2 separate regions of the Homo sapiens genome follow, and region 2 is linked to region 1. A link is a contact called in ENCODE POLR2A ChIA-PET data. All regions are on one chromosome and are shown on one strand. Each heading gives the region's core, a stretch centred on a gene start or an enhancer-like site at or near the end of the contact. The rest is flanking DNA. Distances are from core to core; before and after follow the strand shown.

Region 1 (4,339 bases), core at 717-3,216:
TTGCCCTCTCTTCTACAAATGGGGAGACTGAGGGCCAGCAAAGCCCCCGGGAGCACATAGACAGAGGAAGGTTCATTGGTAGTTTATTTGGTACAATTTTTTTTTTTTTTTTTTTTGAGACAGTGTCCCACAGGCTGGAGTGCAATGGCATGATCTTGGCTCACTGCAACCTCTGCCTCCCAGGTTCTCGTGCCTCAGCCTCCTGAGTAGCTGGGATTACAGGCACATGCCACCATGCCTGGCTAATACTTTTGTATTTTTAGTACAAACAGGGTCTCACTATGTTGCCCAGGCTGGTCTCCAGCTCCTGGCCTCAAGTGATCCACCCGCCTCAGCCTCCCAAAGTGCTGGGATTACAGGCGTGAGCCATTGTGCCTGGCCTATTTGGTACATTTTTTAGACCTCTTTTCTAATTCATTCAAAACAAAATGCGCAACAGCAGCAGCAAGAACCAAACCACCCCTAAAGGAGCCATGGCCGGGAGGCGACTTGTAAGACCCCCGACCCCCGGCCCATGCATCTCTCCTTTAAGCTTTCCTCGCAACCACCCTGCTGTCGTAAGGCACTAAGTCTCCCAAAAGCTCGAACTGAGGTTTCCGAGTCACTTCATAGTCACCTACAAAAAGCAAGACTATGTAGATGTAGTTAATATCTATGCCATGAACAGGGCAACTGAAAACTTCTGAGAAAAAAAATTGGGGATGGGAGTGCAGGAAAAAATTCAACTCCAAATGAGTGCCAGCAATCTCTTTGGAACCAAGTGTGTTGACTTCCAGAACCAAGGCCAGGCCGGGCATGGTGGTTCAAGCCTGTAATCCCTGCACTTTGGGAGGCCGAAGTGGGAGGATCACTTGAGGCCAGGAGCTGGAGGCCAGCCTGGGCAACGTAGTGAGAACCCATCTCTACAAACGAAAAACAAACAAAAAAACCAAAAAAAAAAAAAAAAAAAAAAAAAAAAAACAAGGCCAGTGCCTTCTTAGAAACTCCAAAAATCTGAATTTATCCCTAATGGATCTTTCAGTGGTCTCGCTTTTGTTTCTCTGTCTCTTCCTCTGCCTTATCCAAGGGCTTGGCTAACCACAAAGTGTTTGTTATTAATGAGTTAAGGATGACAATTCTCTGGGAGTATCTGCATTTTAATATGAAATTCTAGGAAATCTAGTGCTCTATAATTTTAGCATGTGACATCCTTTTTATTTTTTATTTTTATTTTTATTTTTTTTGAGACGGAGTCTCACTCTGTCGCCCAGGCCTGGAGTGCAGTGGCGCAATCTTGGCTCACTGGAACCTCTACCTCCTGGATTCATGTGATGCTTCTTCCTCAGCCTCACGAGGAGCTGGGATCACAGGCATGCACCACCACGCCCAGCTAATTTTTTTGTGTGTGTGTGCTTTTAGTAGAGACAGGATTTCGTCATGTTAGCCAGGCTGGTCTTGAACTCCTGACCTCAGGTGATCCACCTGCCTCAGCCTCCCAAAGTGCTGGGATTACAGGTGTGAGCCACTGTGTCCTGTGTAACATCCTTTCTTTGAGTCCCAAGGTCTTGGTCTATGGGGCTCACTACCTCACCTACTTAACACGGCCATCTTGAAAACTCCAACAGAGAGGCCTGAGATGGGGGGCAAGAACCCTGGGCTGGAGTTAGGAATCCTGGGTTCTAGTCTCACCCCTGTTACTTACTTTCTGTGTGACCTGGGGCAGGCCACTTGTTCTGTCTGGACTGCAGTTTGCCCTCCTGCAAACTGAACAGCTGGGGACCAGGGACCTCCCTCTCTGGCCCCTTCCTCCTTGTGACTCTTCCAGCCTCTCACTTGGTTCAGGACACCCTCCCCGAGGCTTGTTTGCCTCCACACCCTCCATTCCAGAAGGAACACCCCTCCCCTTTCCTGCCAAGCCTGGGCCTGGCAGCCGCTGGACTCCAGAGAGGACAGGAGTTGGGGAAACAATCCCAGCCGTTCAAGCTGCCCACGGTGTGAGCTGGCCAGTGGCCAGTCACAATAGGCCCAAAGATACAGAGGGGCGTTTGTCTGGGGGACCTGCGGTGTCATTTAAACCTACACTCTCGTCTTGGCCTGCCGCCTGTCTTTTCTTCCCACCCTCTCAAGCAGCAGTGCCAGCCCCCAGCTTTGTCAGGAGGTGGGATGTGGATGCCGCACAGACCTAAGTGGCCTTTCTGTGGCTGGGAAACTGGACCAAGAAAGGCAGGTCGGGGGACAGGCAGGGGAGCCATCTGTGCAGGGTGGCAGTGGTGAGGGTGGAGGATGGGGACAGCGAGGGAGGGCAGGAGAAGCTCTGGACGGGGCAATGCGGCTGTGCAGAGAGGATCAGGATGAGGGAGCTAGTTCTGACTCCTTCACTAACTAGCCAAGTTACTGTGGGCAAGGCGCTTTCTTCTCCTCTCCAGGACTTAGTTTCCTCATTTTTTTTTTTTTTTTTTTTTTTTTTGAGAGTGCAATGGTGCGATCTCGGCTCATTGCAACCTCCGCCTCCTGGGTTCAAGCAATTCTCCTGCCTTAGCCTCCCAAGTAGCTGGAATTACAGGCACATGCCACCACGCCCGGCTAATTTTGTATTTTTAGCAGAGACGGGGTTTCACCATGCTGGTCAGGCTGGTCTCAAACTCCTGACCTCAGGTGATCCAGCCGCCTCGGCCTCTCAAAGTACTGGGATTACAGGCATGAGCCACCACGCCCGGGCAGTTTTCTCAGTTTTAAAACGGGGCAATTGCTCCTAATCTGTGAGGACTGGGTTAAATACAGTGATGAGCTTGCAAATGCCAAGTGTGGCTTGGCGAAGACAAGGGTTTGGGCTCAGATGGACCTAGGTTCAGATTCTGCCTCTGTCACCTTTAAAATCACTGTTGTAGACAAATTATTCACCCTCCAGGAGCCTCATTTCCTCATCTGGATTGTAAGGATCAAATAAGAGCTGACAGAAAGCACCCTGCCCAATAAACCTGTCTGAACGAATGAAGACTCAGTCGGGTGCATTATGACTTCTGTGGGGCTCTCCCAGCGTAATACATTTTCGTGGGCTCTAAAAATTTTATTTTTTTTCCAACCCGAGGGAAAAAAACTGAAACTTTTTTGCTGCTCTAAAAGTTCTTTCCCCTGCTTGATTTTAAAGAAATTAAAACATCTTTTTTTATCTGAGACAAAGTCTCACTCTGTCGCCCAGGCTGGAGTGCAGTGGCACGATCTCGGGTCACTGCAACCTCCGCCTCCCAGAAATTAAAACATCTTAATGGGCCCTTAAAAGTATTATGGGCCTTGGCCAGGTGTGGTGGCTTATGCTTGTAATCCCAGCACTTTGGGAGGCCAAGGCTGGCGGATCACCTGAGGTCAGGAGTTCAAGACCAGCCTGGCCAACATGTTGAAACCGCATCTCTACAAACAAAAATTAGCCAGGCATGATGGTGGTGCCTGTAATCCCAGCTACTTGGGAGGCTGAGGCGGGAGAATTGCTTGAACCCGGGAGGCAGTGGGTGCAGTGAGCCGAGATCATGCCATTGCACTCCAGACTGGGCGACAGTGTGAGACTCCGTCTCAAAAAAAAAAAAAAAAAAAGTATTGCGGGCCTTGTCTACTGTGCCTCGTGCTCCTGGTACTGCTGGTTCAGGGTTCTCTCAGAGCTGACCTGTCCTGGACACCGTCTCCAGTGTCTACTGGGCCCCTGATGTTGTCTCTGAAGAATCTGCTGTGGAGCTCAGAGTCCTGGGACATGGTATATGTCGGAGTTCTCCAGAGAGACAGGATCAATGTGTTATACAGATACAGAAGAGGGGACTTACTAAGGGAATGGGCTTATGCAATCGTGGAGGCTGCGAAGTCCGGTGACAGGCTATCTGCAAGCTGAAGACCTTGGGACATCAGGAGCGTGGCTCAGTCCAAGCCCGAAGGCCTCAGCACCAGGGACACTGATGATATAACTCTCAGTCCCGTTGGCCGGGCGCGGTGGCTCATGCCTGTAATCCCAGCACTTTGCGAGGCCGAGGTGGGCAGATAACTTGAGGTCAGGAGTTTGAGACCAGCCTGGCCAACATGGTGAAACCCCGTCTCTACTAAAAGTACAAAAATTAGCTGGGCATGGTGGCACGCACCTGTAATTCCAGCTACTCAGCAGTCTGAGGCAGGAGAATCACTTCAACCCAGGAAGCAGAGGTTGCAGTGAGCCAAGATTCCACTGCACTCCAGCCTGGGCAACAGAGCAAGACTCCGTCTAAAAAAAAAAAACCCCTCTCAGTCCCAGACTGAAGGCTTAAGCACCTGGGGGCCGCTGTGTGGGTCCTGGAGTCCAAGGGCCAGGGGGCCTGGAGTTCTGCTGTCCAACACAGGAGAT
Region 2 (3,945 bases), core at 1,366-3,865, 120 kb before region 1:
GTCTCTAAAACAAAAACAAACAAAAAAACAAATAAATTAGCCAGGTATGGTGGCGGATGCCTGTAATCCCAGCTGCTCCGGAGGCTGAGGCTGGAGAATCACTTGAACCCAGGAGGCAGAGGCTGCAGTGAGCAGAGATTGCGCCACTGAACTCTAGCCTGGGCAACAGAGTGTGACTCTGTCTTTAAAAAAAAAAAAAAAAAGTATATTTTACATGCTCAATGTGTCAGTTTATTTTATGTCAATATGTCAGTTTATTGTATGTCAATTTTACCTCTGTGAAGCTGCGAAGTCACTATTGTGGAATCCCAGTGTGTAAAAGCTAAAAGCTAAGAATGGAGCAGCTCTGGATGGTGGGGTGAGGGCTGGAGTACCAGTCCCCATCTGCCCCTGAGGATTATCCACTTCACGCCTGGCCTCCACCTGGCACATTTTGAAAAACCACAGATGCTTTTGACAGAGCCTTGCCTAAAGTCCTGCAGACTGAGTTGAGCAGAACCAGGAGCAGAAACTGGGGTTCCTCCCTGTGTGGCCAGAACGCTGCAACAGGCACTGGTGATGGAGGCCATGTTCATCAAGGGCCTCAAGGATGGCCCAACAGCACAGCTGCTAACCAGCCCTGAGGGTCTACTCTGTGCTAAGCCCTAGTTCTTGGGGAGGGGTAAGGAGACCCCAGTTGCTTGTCCTCAGGGAGCTCTCCATCTACTTGGGAACAAGAAAGAACTGGAATTCAGGAAGCACCAGAAACAGAAAATGACACAGATGACTTGAGTGTCATCTGGGTGTCACACTTGAGTGTCCTGGGCTGGGGAGCTGTTGACCACACCCAGAGAGGGCAGCACATGTGGCATGAGCCTTTTCTCCAGCAGCCCAGGAAGAAGGCACAAGGAACAACACTTTGTGGCAGGGGTAGCAAGTGGTACGCCAGATCCACACTATGTAAATGCCCTCGAGGGAATGTCCCTTATTCCACAGTAGGGATGCTGATACCCAGCGAGGAGAAGGGACAAAACCAGAACAAGAGCCGGCGCCTCCTGACTCCAGTTCCAGTCACTTGCCAAAGCTGCCCCTTGGGAGGGTTTGGCATTTGTGCATCGCAGTGCTGGAGTCTGGTGTTCCCCTTGGTAGGACAGGCTATGGGGACTGAGTCCTGGACCATGAGGCCAGGGCAGGGCCATGACACAGGCTGAGGGGGAGGCATGCAACCTACCCATCCAGGCCTCTCCCCAGCTGTTGCTGGGTCAGGTGCTGACAGACTTTCTCCCTGCTGAGCCCTCTGGCATGCTTGGAGCTCAGTGGTGATAATCCAGAACTTCTCTTCCCTTGGAGGGCTCTTGCATGGAGGCAGAGTTCTAGATAAGGACCTAGAGCTTTGCCCTTTCTTCCGGCCCACCCTCCTCCTTTCCTGGGGACTTAATGAAGAACACCAGGGACGGAAGTAGTCACTCTTGGGCAGGGACACTTGGCCGCCCTAATCAGCCTGCCTACTTCCTGCCCTGGCTCCTGCTCTGAGATTAAGAAAAACAACAACCTCTTAAATTTAGACAACTTCTTTGCCATACATGGGGGATGCTCACATACATGCCCTTATTAAAAATGTTTTTACCCAATCCTCACAATTTGGATGACAAATTATGATCCCCATTTTACAGATAAGGAAACTGAGGCTGAGCAAGATGAAAGATTTACCCTGGCCTTAGAATTAGTAAGTGTTCAGAGTTTGTTCGTGAACCTAAGTCTTTGTTTTTGTTTTGTTTTGCTTTGTTTTGAGACGGAATCTCGCTCTTGTTGCTTAGGCTGGAGTTCAATGGCAATGGTGTGATCTTGGCTCACTGCAACCTCTGCCTCCCGAGTTCAAGCGATTCTCCTGCCTCAGCCTCCCAAGTAGCTGGGATTACAGGCGCCCGCCACTGCGCCTGCCACCGCAACTGACAAATTTTGGTATTCTTAGTAGAGACGAGGTTTCGCAAGGTTGGCCAGGCTGGTCTCAAACTCCTGACCTCAGGTGATCCATTCGCCTCGACCTCTTGATGTGCTGGGATTACAGGCGTGAGCCACCGCATCTGCGCAAGTCTTTGGTTTTGTACTTTTTTATTCTTTATTTTTTAAAGGTCCTCTACCATTTCCAAGACATAGTCTTTCTCTGTTTCCCAGGCTGGAGTGCAGTGGCACGATCACGGCTCACTGCAACCTTGATCTCTTGGGCTCAAGCCATCCTCCCACCTCAGCCTCCTAAAATGCTGGGATTACAGGTGCATGCCACCATGCCTGGCCCCTCAAGTCTTCGGACTCCTAGCTTTCCCCTCCCTACTCCTATCCTTGAGCTCCTGTGAATGCCTAGAGGGAGTGTTATGTGATCGAAAACAGATGAGTGCTGAGATGTTCAAGCTGAATTTGAATCCCAGTTACATGGCTTACTTTTGCTGGACTAGTTACTCCACCCCTCTGGGCTTCAGTTTCCTTATCTGTAAAAGGAGATAATTATAGTAACCACCCATCAGGTTTGATGTGAGAATGACACAAAGCAGCCACATGTGAAGTACTTGGCACATAATAAGCAGAAAGCACTTAGTGAACCACAGCTGCTGTTTAATCACGGGTCCTGCTGGTGAGGCCACGTCTGTCCCGCAGCTCTCTGCACGTACCCTGTCTTGCTGCTGAGCCTCTGTTGCCTCCAGTGCCTTGCCCCGTGTCCTTGCTGGCTGCTGGGAGGATCAGATGAGATGGTGAAGGGCAAAGGGCATGAAGTATGCAGCTTTTTCTCTGCCGGGGTATGAATGACCACGCAAGACCCGGTGTGTTGGAAGTGAGGCTGCTCCTAAAATTTCATCATCTTCTCTGGACAGAAGTGAACTAAGAAAACCCCAAAGCATCCTCAGATATGTTAATACAACCTTCTGCATTCAAAAAGGAGGAAACTGTGGCCCAGAGAGGAGCAGGGACTTCCTCAAGGTCACACAGCAAGGCTGAGTGGAAGCTGGCCCAGAGCTCTTCCCACCTGGCCACATGATTCCTCTGTCTTCCTTCCCCCGAAGGGACTGACCCAGAGAGACCTGGAAATTGTTGCCCAATGTTTAAGGGCAATTACAGGATGGAAAAGCCATGTCTTAGCAGGAGTGGCCAGTGGAAGGATGAGTACCATGGTCAGGAGTCCATAGAACAATGTGGTTTTCCTGTACCCAGCATCACTGGTGGCCATGGGACAGTAGTGTGTACCCACTATGTTGCCCAGGCTTGTAGTATAAAGGACCAAGGCTGAGCATGGTGGCTCACACCTGTAATCCAGCACTTTGGAAGGCCAAGGTGGGCAGACCACCTGAGTTCAGGAGTTCGAGACCAGCCTGGCCAACATGGTGGAACCCCGTCTCTACTAAAAATACAAAAATTAGGCCGGGCTTGGTGGCTCACACCTGTAATCACAGCACTTTGGGAGGCCGAGTGGGCAGATCACGAGGTCAGGAGATTGAGACCATCCTGGCTTACACGGTTAAACCCCGTCTCTACTAAAAATACAAAAAATTAGCCAGGAGTGGCGGTGGGCACCTGTAGTCCCAGCTACTCGGAGGCTGAGGCAGGAGAATGGCGTGAACCCAGGAGGGGGAGCTTGCAGTGAGCCGAGATCGCACCACTGCACTCCAGCCTGGGCAACAGAGTGAGATTCCATCTCAAAAACAAAAACAAACAAAAAAAAAAAACAAAAAAAAAGGACCAAGGCCAAATGTGGTGGCTTACGCCTATAATGCCAGCACTTGGGGAGACTGAGGCAGGAGGATTGCTTGAGCCCAAGAATTCGAGACCAGCCTGGGCAACATGGCGAAAACCCATCTATATTAAAAATACAAAAAAATTAGCCAGATATGGTGGTGTGAGACTGTAGTCCCAACTACTTGAGACGCTGAAGTGAGAGAATCATCTGAGCCTGGGAGGTTGAGGCTGCAAGTGAGC

Evidence for each region. ChIA-PET counts read pairs that join two places held with the same protein, here RNA polymerase II (POLR2A).
Region 2: POLR2A ChIA-PET joins it to region 1 with 14 read pairs in Caco-2. The contact joins two enhancer-like sites. POLR2A ChIA-PET finds 5 or more read pairs at or near these places in 4 of 52 experiments (B cell, Caco-2 and activated T-cell).

Annotation. Positions count from the first base shown.
Region 1 is chr1:24,574,023-24,578,361 of GRCh38, reverse strand. The region is part of intron 1 of NCMAP (non-compact myelin associated protein); the gene reads right to left. Among named protein-coding and RNA genes, the nearest start is that of NCMAP, 20 kb to the right of the region's middle. Within about 2 kb of position 1,966, at least 3 of the 41 ENCODE cell types and tissues checked have a DNase peak (open chromatin) inside an H3K27ac peak, as active enhancers do.
Region 2 is chr1:24,693,104-24,697,048 of GRCh38, reverse strand. No RefSeq gene overlaps it. Among named protein-coding and RNA genes, the nearest start is that of CLIC4, 50 kb to the left of the region's middle. RefSeq lists a silencer at 1,425-1,544. Within about 2 kb of position 2,615, at least 14 of the 41 ENCODE cell types and tissues checked have a DNase peak (open chromatin) inside an H3K27ac peak, as active enhancers do.